Regions from separate parts of the Homo sapiens genome. Here region 2 is linked to region 1. A link is an interaction called in ENCODE POLR2A ChIA-PET data of the cell type or tissue named here. Cell type or tissue: HCT116. All regions are shown on one strand. Links, peaks and the distances in the headings refer to the core of each region. The heading gives the core; the rest is flanking DNA.

What was found. Peaks named below come from ENCODE experiments on the same cell type or tissue, not always from the same donor. Only the 100,000 strongest peaks of a DNase experiment are listed, where the experiment ranks them.
Region 2: POLR2A ChIA-PET joins it to region 1 with 5 read pairs; 2 of 35 experiments call an interaction of 5 or more read pairs at or near these places.

Annotation. Positions count from the first base shown.
Region 1 is chr1:9,160,691-9,168,387 of GRCh38, reverse strand. The region is part of intron 1 of MIR34AHG (MIR34A host gene); the gene reads left to right. Among named protein-coding and RNA genes, the nearest start is that of MIR34A, 13 kb to the right of the region's middle. RefSeq lists silencers at 3,574-3,623, 5,394-5,463, 5,614-5,683 and an enhancer at 4,134-4,463. In HCT116, for the core only: no CTCF peak of the experiment used is centred there; DNase peaks (open chromatin) are centred at 4,247 and 4,557; H3K4me3 peaks cover 992 bases; H3K27ac peaks cover 2,051 bases.
Region 2 is chr1:11,075,820-11,083,516 of GRCh38, reverse strand. EXOSC10 (exosome component 10) reads left to right here. Exons shown (of 25, transcript NM_001001998.3): 10 at 639-829; 11 at 2,279-2,435; 12 at 2,605-2,753; 13 at 2,968-3,018; 14 at 3,695-3,806; 15 at 5,866-5,916; 16 at 6,074-6,152; 17 at 6,569-6,675. Among named protein-coding and RNA genes, the nearest start is that of SRM, 20 kb to the right of the region's middle. In HCT116, for the core only: no CTCF peak of the experiment used is centred there; no DNase peak of the experiment used is centred there.

The DNA of each region.
Region 1 (7,697 bases), core at 2,690-5,189:
AGGGTCTTGCTCTGTTGCTCAGGCTGGAGTACAGTGGTGTGATCATAGCCTACTGCAGCCTCAAAATCCTGGGTTCAAGCGATCCTCCCTCCTCAGCCTCTTGAGTAACTGGGACTACAGGTGCACACCTGGATGATTTTAAAATATTTTTTTAGAGATGGCCTCTCCCTGTGTTGCCCAAGCTGGTCTCAAACTCCTGGGCTCAAGAGATCCTCCCACCTCAGCTTCCCAAAGCATTAGGATTACAGGTGTGAGCCACCGTGCCTGGTCTGAATTTCTTGCTTTACATGTTAGCTGGGAAGTAGATGCCCTCAAGAATGGTGGAGCATATGAGCTGTCCCTCTAGGTCAGTCCCATGGCCACCCAGCTCCAGCCCTGTCTCTAGGTGTGTGAATCCCTTTTGCACAACAGAGAGCCTGGGGAGGTGGAAGGTCTTGGTGACACCTTGTGAGTTATTCACACTGGCTGTGGGTGACAGAGCCAGAGGTGGGAGCACAGAGCTCTCACAGCACAGAGGAGTAAGGAGTTGAAGCTGCAGAAACAATGCTGAGGCCTGAGGTGGAGGAACAGTTGTAAATGGAAAATTAGACGGCAGTTCTGCAGGTTGGAAAGTGGGTGATAAAGTGGGCGTGCAGGCACCATTCCAGGAGGCTGTGCCTTGTGTGCATTGAGAGCAGGTCAGGTGGCCAGGAGGCTCCAAGCTTAAAGCTGCCAGGTGAGCCAAGCATTTTTTTTTTTTTTTTTTTTTTGAGACAGAGTCTCCTTCTGTCACCCAGGCTGGAGTGCAGTAGCGCGATCTTGGCTCACTGCAACTTCTGCCTCCCAGGTTCAAGTGATTCTCCTGCCTCAGCCTCCTGAATAGCTGGGATTACAGGCGTGCGTCACACGCCCAGCTAATTTTTGTATTTTTAGTAGAGATGGGGTTTCACCATGTTGGTCAGGCTGGTCAGGCTGGTCTTGAACTCCTAACCTCGTGATCTGCCTGCCTTGTCCTCCCAAAGTGCTGGGATTACAGGGTGAGCCACTGCGCCTGGCCTTTCTTTCTTTTTTCTTTTTCTTTTTCTTTTTTTTTTTTTTTGAGACAGTCTCACTCTGTCACCCAGGCTGGAGTGCAGTGGTGCCATCTCGGCTCACTGCAACTTCCACCTCTGGGGTTCATGCGATTCTCCTGCCTCAGCCTACCGAGTAGCTGAGATTACAGGTGTGTGCCACCACGCCTGGCTAATTTTTGTATTTTTGGAGACACCAGTTTCACCATGTTGGCCAGGCTGATCTTGAACTGCTGACCTCAGGTGATTCCGCCTGCCTCGGCCTCCCAAAGTGCTGGGATGACAGGCATGAGCCACCACGCCCGGCCTGGGCCAAGCATTTTTGCAGTGACTTTCCTCCTTGTGAGCAGCCTCAGAGGCAGGCACTGGATCCAGAACCTCGTCTTGATCCTAACAGCCTCTGTGTGCCAGCTGCAATAGCATCCAAGCTACAGGGAAGCAGTTTCTATTTTCGCATTGGAGTCAGCGGCTCCTGCCTGCCTGGTGGGTCGCATCCTCCCATTCTTTGCTCAAACTTCAAAAGGGCCTTCCAGGATCCGCCTTCCCAGGGTACATTGAAGAGCTGGTGTTTCCCCACATCCACCCTCTCTCCCGAGGAAAGGCCGTGGTCTGAGGGGAACGGCAGTGGCAGGGGCCACCTACTCAGGGGGAGTGCAGGCAGGAGGTCTAGGGGTGTAAGATGGGCAGCCTCCCTGCTGCAGGGGGCTCCCAGCTGGAGCGTGGACTTGTTTCTCTCATTTCCTGAGGTTTGCTGGAGACAGGCGTTTGCTTAGCGCCGGGAGCTGTCTCCTGTGGTCTCTGTCCTTTGACTTATTCAGAGTCTCACTTGGCGTCGGTTTTCCAGGGTCTGGTAACCAGGATGAATGACGCATGGAGTTGCAACCCAGACTGCAGTTCAGGAGTTTCCCAAGCAGGCAAGGCTCTGTATCCCGTGAAAGGGGGTGTGGATACGAGATATTCTGCCCTTATTCTTATTTTTTCCTAATGTTCTTTTAGATTTATAAAATAAGTAATAATACTCATAAAAACTCAAACGGGCCAGACGCGGTGGCTCATGCTTGTAATCCCAGCACTTTGGGAGGCTGAGGCTGGAGAAACACTTGAGCCCAGAGGTTTGAGACCAGCTTGAGCAACATAGTAAGACCCTGTCTCTAAAAGAATTGTTTTAAACATTAGCCGGGTTGCCAGGTGCAGTGGCTGACGTCTGTAATCCCAGCACTCTGGGAGGCCGAGATGGGCAGATCACCTGAGGTTAGGAGTTCGAGACTAGCCTGGTCAACATAGTGAAACCCCGTCTCTACTAAAAATACAAAAATTTAGCCAGGTGTGGTGGCGCACACCTGTAATCCCAGCTACTTGGGAGGCTGAGGCAGGAGAATTGCTTGAATCCGGGAGGCAGAGGTTGCAGTGAGCCGAGATCACACCACGGCACTCCAGCCTGAAGGACAGGGTGAGACTCCGTCTCAAAAAAAAAAAAAAAAAAGATTAGCTAGGCGTGGTATGGTGGTGCACACCTGTGGTCCCAGCTACTAGAGGAGCTGAGGGGGTAAGATGGATGGCTGGAGCCGGGGAGGTTGAGGCTCTGGTGAGCTATGATCATGCCACTGTGCTGCAGCTCAGCGGGTGACAAAGCCAGACCCTGTCTCTGAAAAAAAAAAAAAAAAAAAGTCAAGCAATTCATATGTAGATGCAGTTAATGAGCTGGGCCTATTTCTGTCCTGCTTCTTCCCTAAGTCCCCAAACACCTCCCATATCAGCCTTGGGCATGTGTCCTTCCGGTTCACCCACTTCTTGGAGATGCTTTCTGTTGACTATTTGCTGAACTCTGTGGCCGCCCAGAAAATACTCCAGGGAGTGTGATGTGCGTCTATTTCCGGAGCCTCATTTCAGCAGGACTGGTGCCTGGTCAGGGTCTAGACCCTCCACCTCAGGGCCTGCCGTGGAGCAGCCAGAACCCTGGCTTCCCCCAGGTCCCCTAGACAGGCTGCTGTCACCTCTGCCCAGCTCTGGACTCTGGGGTCTCCCCAGATGAATGCACGGCTCCCTCTCCCCCAGGCCCTCATCGGGGACAGGTGGCCTCTGCATGTTCCACTGGTCTGGCAGGTCAAGAACTCAGATTGTTTTAACAGTGGGTGAGGCTTTTATGTATTCAGGTGAGACAACGAATGTGAAAGCTCATTGTCACCTGTAAAGCACCTACCAGTCTGCTGTGACGATGACGGGATGATGAGAACTGTCATCGCTCCTTCTCATTCCTGTGGCTTTACTGTGGGACCTTGAGAGCCAGAGCAGCAGGGGGGAGGTTCTGAGGGTCTAGAAGCCTCGGCAAGGGGCTGTTGCAGCCAGGGGCAGTCAGGCAGGGTCACCCATGCAGGGGCAGCCAAGTGGCTTGCCCAAGCTGGGGTCTATGCCTAGAGGACCCTCCAAAGATGCTGACCCCCTGAAGCCTGGCATCACCCAGGGAGGAGCTGTCACCACCATGGCCCTCTGGGCTACTAAAAACAACCTTTTGCCCAGGACTTGCAAGGAAGAGAGAGAGAGTTCTCGGTGGATGAGAACAGTTTTTCAGTGGCAGTGCTACAGACATTTGGGGCCAGATGATTTTTTGTGGTGGGGGCTGCCCTGTGCACTGTAGGATGTTTAGCGGCATTCCTGGCTTCTACCCACTAGAAGCCAGGAGCACTCCCTACCCTTCAATTGTGATAATCAAAAACGTCTGGGTTTTTTTCTTCTTTTTTTTTTTGAGACAGAGTCTTGCTCTGTCACCCAGGCTGGAGTGCAGTGATGCGATCTTGGCTCACTGCAACCTCCACCTCCCAGTCTCAAGTGATTCTCCTGCTTCAGCCTCCCAAGTAGTTGGGATTACAGGTGTGTGCCACCATGCCCAGTTAAGTTTTGCATTTTTAGTGGAGATAGGGTCTTGTCATGTTGGCCAGGCTGGTCTCGAACTCCTGACCTCAAGTGATCTGCCCGCCTCGGCCTCCCAAAGTGCTGGGATTACAGGCATGAGCCACCACACCCGGCCCCAAAAATGTCTTTAGATATTGCCAAATGTCCCCTGGGTGACAAAATCATCCCCCAAACTGCTGGATTAGAGGCTTTGGAAATGGATTTTCTGTGACCACTGCTTCACCATTGTAAGCTGCCTCTCATTTGGGTGCAGTTTTCTTTGTTCCTTTTCCAAAAAGCTGACCTCATCGGGCCCATTTGTTTGTTTCGTTGACTCACCCAGTCTAACCGCAAGCAGCCTTCCTCCTCTGGGGGATCCCAAATGACTTATCATGGGACTTTGTATGTAAATTTCAAAGATTATTTTCTACTAAATCAGAGGCAGAAATCCTCAACTTCTTTTTTAGCAGCCTTGGTAAATACTTCCTTAGAGTGTTTAAGGGGCGTGCCGCACTCCTGCTGGTGGTCTGATTGTGAACACCTTTGCTGTTCAGTTCCCTGAAATCGCCAAATATTTCCCTCTCCTTTGGGTCTCAGCCCAGTGACTAGCGGATGATCTAAGGGCCAGGGCGGTCTGAGTTGGCTAGTGCACCGGGGATTTTCTTAAGGCCTTTGACCCGGGGACTGGTGTGGGAGGAAGGCAAAGGCCTGGTTGTTTATGAGCAAGGAGGAGTCAGGTCCGAGGATGGAGCCCTTCGGGGTCACTGCCCTGGGCCCTGCCCCTCTCCTGCACATCAGGCCCCTTGGACAAGGCCCGTGTGTTTGCAGGACCCTCTTGGGGCAGCAGAGCAAGGGCTGGCTTTGAGAGAGAGCCTCACTTTTTTGTTTTTTTTTTTTTTTTTTTTTTTAAGTAGAGACGGGGTTTCTCCATGTTGGTCAGGCCAGTCTTGAACTCCTCACCTCAGGTGATCTGCCCTCCTCGGCCTCCCAAAGTGCTGGGATTACAGGCGTGAGCGACCGCGCTCGGCCAGGGCTTCACTTTCAAGCTCAGTGCTGCTCTGAGGGGTGGACACAGCCCTGATGTCAGTAGCTGAAGACCTGCCTGGCCACACTCAGCAGCAGTTAGCCTTCTCCTCCCGCGCCCCGTGAACAAGGCTGTACCCTGGGAGGTTGGGCTCTGTCTGAATTCCATCACAGGTCCTCTCCTGGGCCTTGCCCTGCTTTGTTGCCTCCTTAGGAGGATGTCTTCTGGTTTCCTAGGAAGGGCTTTATATCTTAACATCCACCCTGCATTCAAAACCCAAGTTATCAAGACCACAGGGCACCACAACCCTCCTCTTGGCCTTGCGGTTTCTATTCTTCAGTGACTCCCAGAGGTTTGGCTTGATTGGCAGCTTAGAAGCACATGATTGAACTTGAGCAGTGGTTGAAACTCAGAGTCAGATGCCTGACCCGCCCCAATCCCAGGCACAGAGTCTGACCTCACACCCAGGCTGTGCTGTGTACTCAGTTGTTCAGTATCGACTTGAGCTTGACGGGCATCAGGGGCCAGGGAGTGAAAGGGAAGAGAAGCCAAATCTGGCTGCTAAGGGCTCTCAGTCCTGGAGGGCAGGAAAATAGTGGCCTTGCCGCTAGACCTGATGCCACCTGCCCCTCCAGCTGTACCCCCTCAACACCTTGGGTAATACCTCAAGCCCCACGTCCTCTTCCAAGCCAGATAGGACCCCAAGTGCTGGGTGATCCTTATTGAAGGGTAGGGACAGGAGGGACCCGTGGGATTGTGTGTGCTCAGAGCGGAGTTCAGGGGCACCTGAGGGCAAACTGTCTCTTTGCTCCCAGGGCTGTCCTCCGTGCCTTTACCTGTGCTGGGCCCTGGCAGAGCTCTGAGTCTTCTGGATTCCAGCGTCCATAGTAGCTAGTCTGTCCACTGCTGGAGAAAAGCTGCTTTCCCAAAATAGCCACCCAGGGGGAAAGAGCAGCCCTGGAATTTGACCCTGACGATCACCGTGACGGGGCTGCTGGCCCCACCTGGCCTGACCTCCACGACATCACGGAAGGACTGTTGGTTAGTTGTGGGGGCCAGGATTTTTCCTCTGTCCCCCTCCCCTCTTCTTCTTCCCTTTCTTCTTTCTCTCTGCCAGCTTCAGGTTTGAAATTCCAGTGACACCGAGGGAGATGCTCCAGTGCCTGTCCGGCTGGGGGGCAGGTCACATGGTGGGAGCAGAGAGGGGAGGGCACTTGTGCGCCTGCACCTCTTGGCAGGTGAATGCACACCTATGGAGGGGCCTGGGTGCTGGCAGCGAGCCCCGCTCCCTGCGGCTGTGCCAGGCCCAGAGGCGGCAGCGAGCCCAACAGGTCAGACAGGTGGAGCCAGGCTGGGGAAGCTGCAGGACCAGAGCTGACATCCGATCAATCCAAGGTCCTTCTTTGGCCCACAGAGCAGGTAACCCACCCTTTTCTTTCTTTTTTTTTTTTCTTTCTTTCTTTTTTTTTCTGGTTTAATTCACTGACAACTTTAGGGAACATTTACAACCCGAGAAAAAGGCCATTGAGATTGGGGGGCAATCGCGAATTGTTTGGAGAGGGATTTGTGGTGTTTTGTGTGGAGGAAATTTGGCCTCGGCATTAGAAAAGCATTTCTAATTTTCAGGTCTTTGATTCTGAAAGCAGATTTCTTATGGAGCCTGGGTGCTGGGTGGCATATTGGGGAGGCAAAGCCCAGAAGCCATGAGGGTTTTCCTGTGACTGCTGATGGAACACCGTGGGAGGCTGTAGTTTGGTGGCCTGTTTGCCTCCATAAGGAGGGGTTGGGGCAGAGACAGGGTGGTCGGGGGACTGCTCCGCGACAGGACTTGGCTGTATGGGGGAAGCTCTCCCAGTTCCTATCAGAGAAACACGTGGAGGGCTGGACTCCCTCCAAAATTCAAATTTATGCTACAGGCCCTTACTGGGGCTGGATTTTACTTGGAGATTGTTTGGAGTTTTGAAATCACCTCTCCTGGTAAGAAGACTCGGTCTCCTGTGTTCTTGCCCCCTCTGTATCTTGGCCAGTGATGGTTCCCTTAGACAAATTGATGGGGGATTTCTGGCCTGAGGACAGGAAGAAAAGGAGCCCAGGTCTGTTTCAGTGAAGAACAAGCCCAGGACACCCCACCTGAAACTAGGACTAGTTTTGCCCAGTTTGGCATCGTTGAAAACGCATTTGCCCTCTTCCTTGAACCAGGCTGTGCCTTCTTCTATCTGTTTCCCTGCCATGGAACATCACCCAAACATTTTACTGGGAAGGGGAGGGGTAAGAGCAGATACAATGCTTGTCTGAAACCCCCGTTGCATGGCATTCTTTGCAGGGACAGGACAGGGGAGCAGTTTTTGCTGTTACCGAACCCTTTGTGACAGAGATGCTGTTTGTTAAGTGATTTGCTTTTTTACAAAAAAAATTCCAAGGTAATTGATGATGACACAGTTGCTTAGACTATGGAATATACCAGTTAGGATTCCTTCAGCTGCAAGTAAGAGAAAACCTTACTTAAAATGACTTAATCAGAACAGTAAACATTTTTTAAGGCTAGGTGCAGTGGATCACGCCCATAATCCTAACACTTTGGGAGGCTGAAGCAGGAGGATCCCTTGAGCCCAGGAGTTCGAGACCAGCCTGGGCAAACAGGCAGATGTGGGGTATCTCTACAAACAAACCAAACCAAACCAAAACAAAAAAACTAGCCAGGTGTGGTGGCATGCACCTGTGGTCCCAGCTACTCA
Region 2 (7,697 bases), core at 3,145-5,644, 1.9 Mb before region 1:
GATCTCGGCTCACTGCAACCTCTGCCTCTCGGGTTCAAGCAATTCTCCTGCCTCGGCCTCCCAAGTAGCTGGGGTTAAAGGCATGCGCCACCACACCCGGCTAATTTTTGTATTTTTAGTAGAGACAGGGTTTTGCCATGTTGGTCAGGCTGGTCTCAAACTCCTGACCTCAAGCAATCCACCCACCTTGGCCCAAAGTGCTGGGATTACAGGCGTGATCCACCATGCCCAGCTGCATATATCTAATCTTGATTAGAACATTGGCTTCAGCCAGGTGAGGTGGCTCAGGCCTGTAATCCCAGCATTTTGGGGAGCTGAGGCAGGAGGATCACTTGAGCCCAGGAGATTGAGACCAGCCTGGGGAACATAGTGAAACCCCGTCTCTACAAAAAATACCAAAGTTTAGCTGGGCGTGGTGGCACGCTGTAGTCCCAACTACTTGGGAGGCTGAGGTGGGAGGATTGCTGGAGCATGGGAGGCGGAAGTTGCAGTGAGCCAAGATCACACCACTGCACTACAGATGGGACAGCGGAGACTACCTTCTAATTTCAGTGTTCTAATAAACTAGAGGCAGAGTTAATTTCTGAGCATGAGTGGCCTGCTACCAGTGTACTGCATGACTTTGGTTCTGTTTTCAGGTCTTTCATGGTGCTGATTCAGACATAGAATGGCTACAGAAAGACTTTGGGTTGTATGTAGTAAACATGTTTGATACTCATCAGGCAGCACGCCTTCTTAACCTGGGCAGGCACTCACTCGATCATCTCCTGAAACTCTACTGCAACGTGGACTCAAACAAGCAATATCAGCTGGCTGATTGGAGAATACGGTCAGTTTGCTCTTACTGAGGAAATGTGGGTGGCAGAAGAAAGTGATTATTCATTAACCTGTCGTCCAGAGAGACCTGGGTTTGAGCCCTACCACGCTCATTGAGATGAATGGCATCAGGCTTTTCGCCAGGCATCTTCAGCAGCGTAAAAGTGGTAGGAAATTTTTTAATGCTAAGGTGGACTTTATGATGGGCTGATGCAGTTACACTGTGTTCCATGGAAATAGTGGTTGAAAAAGAGGTGCCGCACCAGTATTTGCCCATGCTGGTCTTTTGTTTGAAACTGGGATCTTTCTACCAGATGATTTTGTGTGTGTGTAAGATCTTCTGTAGGGATGATTGTGTGTGTGTGTGTGTGTGCAAGATGACCTTCCATAGGTGGGAAAGAATTCTAAGGGACACTGTTGTTTAGCTTTACACTGAGCGTTTTTTTGTGGCATAAGGTAGCAGTTTTGCCCCACTTCCTGCAGGCCTTGCTCAGCTTGGTCGTTTTCCGCTTGGTTGCTACCTCTCCGAGGTTGCACCTGTCATAGGAAGGTGCTACTGAGCTTTTTCAGGAATTCCACATGCCAGAATGCCAGAATTTCTTTTTTTCTTTTTTTTTTTTTGAGATGCAGTTTCACTGTTGCCCAGGCTGGAGTGCAATGGCGCGATCTCGGCTCACCACAACCTCTGCCTCCCGGGTTCAAGCAATTCTCCTGCCTCAGCCTCCTGAGTAGCTAGGATTACAGGCGTGCACCACCACGCCCAGCTAATTTTGTATTTCCAGTAGAGACGAGGTTTCTCCATGTTGGTCAGACTGGTCTCAAACTCCTGACCTCAGGTGATCCTCCCGCCTCCGCCTCCCAAAGTGCTGGGATTACAGGCGTGAGCCACCGCGCCTGGCCCAGAATGCCAGAATTTCTAAATATAAAAGTAAAATTACATTTGGACTGATAAAATCCAAATAAAAGATAAAAATTGATAAAATCTAAAAACCACTCCCTGTTACGGAGCCCTTACCCTGTGCCAAGCTCTGGGCTAAGTGCTTCAAGGATGTGGTCCTGTGTAGTCCTCACAACAGCCTATGAAGTACCTGGTTCCCATTTCACAAGTTAGGTGGGTCAGCCCAAAGAGGTTAAGGAACTTGTCCAAGGACAGACATCTGGAGCTGAGATTTGAACTCAGGACACCAGTGGCCCCTTTTCTACTGCCTCTTGTGTGTGTCCAGAGTAGCTGACAGTGCCCTTATTTTAACCACCGCATTACCCTGCCTCCAATTCTACCCAGCTGTTAAAATAATGGTTTATCATGTTAAAATGCAGGAAATGTTGGCATAACTGCAGTATTGACTATGAAAGGATCTTTCATATTGGAAGGGTCTAAGGAAGTCCCAGCACCCAAGGAATAGACAAATTGAATTGCTGTCCTTGGGGGCAATCAGTAAAACATTGTCCTCTGCAATTCCAGCCCTCTGCCCGAGGAGATGCTCAGCTACGCCCGGGATGACACCCATTACCTGCTATATATCTATGACAAAATGAGGCTGGAGATGTGGGAGCGCGGCAACGGGCAGCCGGTGCAGCTGCAGGTGGTGTGGCAACGGAGCAGGGACATCTGCCTCAAGGTACACCTCAGCCGCAGTCACACAGACCGCGACACTTGGGCTCTGTGTCTGGCCAGGTTCTAGTTCTTAGGTTTGCTCCTTACATTCATGAAAAGAGCCAAACATTTTCCAGAGCCCAGGGCACAATTTTGATTCCCGTTGATTTTGAATGTTCTCTAATACTTTGTAGAAATTCATCAAACCTATCTTCACGGATGAGTCCTACCTTGAACTCTATAGGAAGCAGAAGAAGCACCTTAACACACAGCAGTTGACAGCCTTTCAGCTGCTGTTTGCCTGGAGGGATAAAACAGCTCGCAGGGAAGATGAAAGTTACGGGTAAGGGATTAGAGGTTCTTTTAATACTTGTTTCCAGACTGAGGAGATCTAATAACAAGTAAATAATGGGCTTTTTTCTTTTGCTATGAAAGCTGGTTATTTCCCCTATGTGACAGCATCTAATGGAACTTACTGGCTGAATGTAATGTGTCCCCACCGTGTGTGTGTGTGTGTGTGTGTGTGTGTGTGTGTGTGTGTGTTTTTTTTTTTCCAGATATGTACTGCCAAACCACATGATGCTGAAAATAGCTGAAGAACTGCCTAAGTGAGTTTCAAATCTGATTAATATGTTCTGACTTTCTCAGTAGATCTGATGTTCTTCAAAATCAAGCTTTTCTGGTTGCTATTACCCAAGGCTGCTTACTCAGAGATTAATGCTCCAAGCTTGGAAGGTAGCAAGTTGAAGGAATATAGAATTTCTGCCCTCAGGCTGCCATTTAAGCACTAAAACTTCTGAACTGGAATCATTTCAATGATTATGCCTTAGTTTGAGTTTATTTTAAGTCTCTGAGCCTTATAGCATCTACTTGCAAGGGAAGAAAATGTCCCAGATTCTGTCATCTGTACTTTCTTCCAAATTAAAGCAGCTCATGATCTTAAACGTTTTGTGATCTTGATTGAAGTATAAGCAAGAATGAAAATCCACAGCCCGTTGGTTGCCCCCTGCGGAATTGAGAATCCACAGTGCTATGGCACTTACTTTCAGCTCTCCCTGATTGTGGGAGTCAGGCTCCAAGAGGGATCCACTTAAAGCTTGGTGTCGCAAAGAACACATGGAGAAGTTGGCCTAGGCTGGCCTGACATCAGTGTTTCCTTAGTCACCTACCTGTAGCTTCAGCTTAGGTGGCAGCCTGGCTTTACCCAGTCATTATTCTTATCTGGAAGCCTTTAAGGGCTGCGTTTCTGAGTGACAAGTTGAGTGTGTTCTTACTTGTCTTCAGGGAACCTCAGGGCATCATAGCTTGCTGCAACCCAGTACCGCCCCTTGTGCGGCAGCAGATCAACGAAATGCACCTTTTAATCCAGCAGGCCCGAGAGATGCCCCTGCTCAAGGTAAGAAGCTTTTCTGCGGCTGGGCACAGTGGCTCACGCCTATAATCTCAGCACTTTGGGAGGCTGAGGTGGCTGGATCATTTCAGGTCAGGAGTTCGAGACCAGCCTGGCCAACATGGTGAAACCCCGTCTCTACTAAAAATACAAAAAATTAGCCAGGCGTGTGGTGCACGCCTGTAATCCCAGCTACTCCGGAGGCTGAGGCAGGAGAATTGCTTGAATCCGGGAGGCGGAGGTTGCAGTGAGCCGAGATCGCGCCACTGCACTCTAGCCTGGGAGGCAGAGCGAGACTCCGTCTCAAAAAAAAAAAAAAAGATTTTCTACTGAAGGGTCCCAACTTAGCAAGCCTGTTTTTTTTTTGTTTGTTTGTTTTTTGTTTTTTTTAGACGGAGTCTCGCTCTGTCTCCAGGCTGGAGTGCAGTGGCATGATCTCGGCTCACTGCAACCTCCGCCTCCTGGATTCAAGCAGTTCTCCTGACTCAACCTCCTGAGTCGCTGGGATTACAGGCATGCACCACCACGCCTGGCTAATTTTGTATTTTTAGTAGAGGCGGGGTTTCACCATGTTGGCCAGGCTGGTCTCGAACTCCTGACCTCAGGTGATCCACCACCTGGGCCTCCCAAAGTGCTGGGATTACAGGCGTGAGCCATCATGCCCAACTTTAGCAGGCCTGTTTTTTCTGCTAGTGTCTTATTCCTTGTGGCTTCCTAGATTCATGAGCTGGTCTGCATTCTAAACAACCCTAGGGAAATAATAGGGCTTAGGAAATCCAGTGTGTGTGTCTTGATGAATTTAGCTGCTTTTTTTTATGATAGTTGAGAGCTAAGACTCTTTATTTATGACCTTAGCTTTGATGATTCAGCAGCAAGTACTGTCTGGTAACTGGGCCAATTCACTGTTCTAAGGCAGTTAATGTGGTGGAGTGAGATGGAGCGGTGACCTCAGCAGAGGGAGCTAGTTTTGGGAGCCTGGCGATGGCCCAGATGTGAAGTGATAGCTCCCTGAATGAGTGAGGAATCACACACTGAGAAGGAAAGAACAGGTGTAGGAAGCATCAGAAGAAAAGATTGATGAGACTTCGTAGCAAATGCTGACAATGGCAGCCAGTTTTCTTTTGTTTTTTTTGTTGTTGTTGTTGTTTTGAAACAGGGTCAGCCGGGCGCGGTGGCTCACGCCTGTAATCCCAGCACTTTGGGAGGCCGAGGCGGGCGGATCACGAGGTCAGGAGATCGAGACCATCCCGGCTAAAACGGTGAAACCCCGTCTCTACTAAAAATACAAAAAATTAGCCAGGCGTAGTGGCGGGCGCCTGTAGTCCCAGCTACTTGGGAGGCTGAGGCAGGAGAATGGCGTGAACCCGGGAGGCGGAGCTTGCAGTGAGCCGAGATCCCGCCACTGCACTCCAGTCTGGGCGACAGAGCGAGACTCCGTCTCAAAAAAAAAAAGAAACAGGGTCTTGCTCTGACACCCAGGCTGGAGTGCAGTGGTGCAATCATGGCTCACTGTAGCCTCGCATCTGCTAGGCTCCCACCTTAGCCTCCTGAGCAGCTGGGACCACAGGCATACACCACCATACCCAGCTATGTTTTTTTTAATTTTTTGTAGAGATGGGTCTTGCTGTGTTTCCCAGACTGGTCTTGAACCCGTGGGCTCAAGCAGTCCTCCCACCTCAGCCTCCCAAAGTACTGGAATTACAGTTGTGAGCCACCTGCCAGCCCCACATTTGCAATTTTTGTGTTAAAAATGTCTTTGTAAGCTCTGTACTTTGTCCAAGTAAAGAGAGACCTTGATTACTAGAGAAGAGTCTTTTTCAAGCTCTTTGGAATCCTTCCTATTGTGCTTAGTCATGTTAAAGAGCTTTATTCTTTCATTCTACAAATAATTATTGAGCACCAAATAATTATCATGCCAGGCACTGTAAGGAGTGAAGAGAGGAAAGAAAATCTCTGGGCTTTTGAGAAACAGGCTGGTGAAGGAATACAGTCAGCGCTGGAGACTGGGGGTTGGACTTGAGGTGCTTGGGCAACTTTCCTCAATTCCCTTCGTTTTTTTCCTTAGTCTGAAGTTGCAGCCGGAGTGAAGAAGAGCGGACCGCTGCCCAGTGCTGAGGTAGAGTGTCGGATCTGTTTTCTCCCCCAGGAGGGAAAACGTCAAGTCACAGCCAGTGCAAGTACACCTCTGACAGAGGCCTGTGCTGACAGCTGGCAGAAAGCTACTGCCGGCTTGCACGTTTTACATGCCAGCCTGCTGGTGTCTTTTAATGCAGAGATTGGAGAATGTTCTCTTTGGACCTCACGACTGCTCCCATGCCCCTCCGGATGGCTATCCAATCATCCCAACCAGTGGTAAAGTCGAGAGCCCTCCTGACTGTCCCGAAGAGGTTGGGACACAGCTACCTTGTCTAAAATTCTGTAGGCTTGGCCGGGCGTGGTGGCTTATGCCTGTAATGCCAGCATATTGGAAGGCTGAGGCGGGTAGATCACCTGAGGTCAGGAGTTTGAGACCAGCCTGGCCAACATGGTGAAACCCCATCTCTACTAAAAATACAAAAATTAGCTGGCATGGTGGTGGGCACCTGTAATCTTAGCTACTTAGGAGGCAGAGGCAGGAGAATCACTTGAACCGAGGAGGCGGAGGTTGCAGTGAGCCGAGATTGTGCCATTGTACTCCAGCCTAGGGGACTACACTAAAACTCCATCTCAAAAAGAAAAAATAAACAAAATTCTGTAGGCTTTGACCTTACTATCTTCTGCTCCTCTAGGATCTGTGCCAGTTCAGAAGCAGGCGAGCCTCTTCCCTGATGAAAAAGAAGATAACTTGCTGGGTACCACATGCCTGATTGCCACAGCTGTCATCACGTTATTTAATGTGAGTAGCACAGAAACTTCACTGAGGTGATGAGGACCCCCTGGGATTTACTGGATTTATTCAGCAGGCTGTCTGCCTGGAGCATTGCATACACTCGGAGACTAATGCTGAGAGCAAAACCCAGCAGTGCTGGGAGAGGCATAGAGACCAATGAGCAAGGTGGCACTGACCACTCTGGAGGAGGTGGTCTGGGGACGTGGATGGGGGATTCTCTTGAGCTCTGTGTGAAGAAATCTTCCAGGAAAGGCTGACGTCCTGTTGTTGAACAGCACCTAGTGGGAGGAGGGCCTGCGCTAAGAGAACATACAAGCAGGGCTTTCCAGACAAGCTGCAGTGGTGGTGGAGGAAAAACGGTTCACCTGGATGCCCAGCAGGGGTGGCATGGGTGTACTGTCCGATGAACTGTAGAATGTGCGCTGCCCATAGCTTCCTGCCTGACCCCAGCACCACATATGTGTGCTTTCAGTGAAGAAGAGAAATGATTTTTTTTTTTTTTGAGACAATCTTGTTCTGCCACCAAGGCTGGAATGCAGTGGCACAATCATGGCTCACTGCAGCCTTGACTTCTGAGGCTCAAACGATCCTCCTGCCTCAGCCTCCTGAGTAGCTGGGATTACAGGCATGAGTCACTGTGCCCAGCTATTTCACTTTTTTTGTTTGTTTGGTTTGGTTTTTTGAGATGGAGTTTCGCTCTTGTTGCACAGGCTGGAGTGCAGTGGCATCATCTCGGCTCACTGCAACCTCCACCTCCCAGGTTCAAGCGATTCTCCTGCCTCAGCTTCCCTAGTAGCTGGGATTGCAGGCGCCCGCCACCATACTTAGCTAATATTTTATATTTTTAATAGAGATGGGGCCACTATGTTGGCCAGGCTGGTCTCGAATGCCTGACCTCAGGCGATCCACCCACCTAAGCCTCCCAAAGTGCTGGGATTACAGGCATGAGCCACCACACCCGGCATTTTTTTTTTTTTTTTTTTTTTTTTTTTTTGTGACAGGATCTCATCCTGTCACCCAGGTGGGAG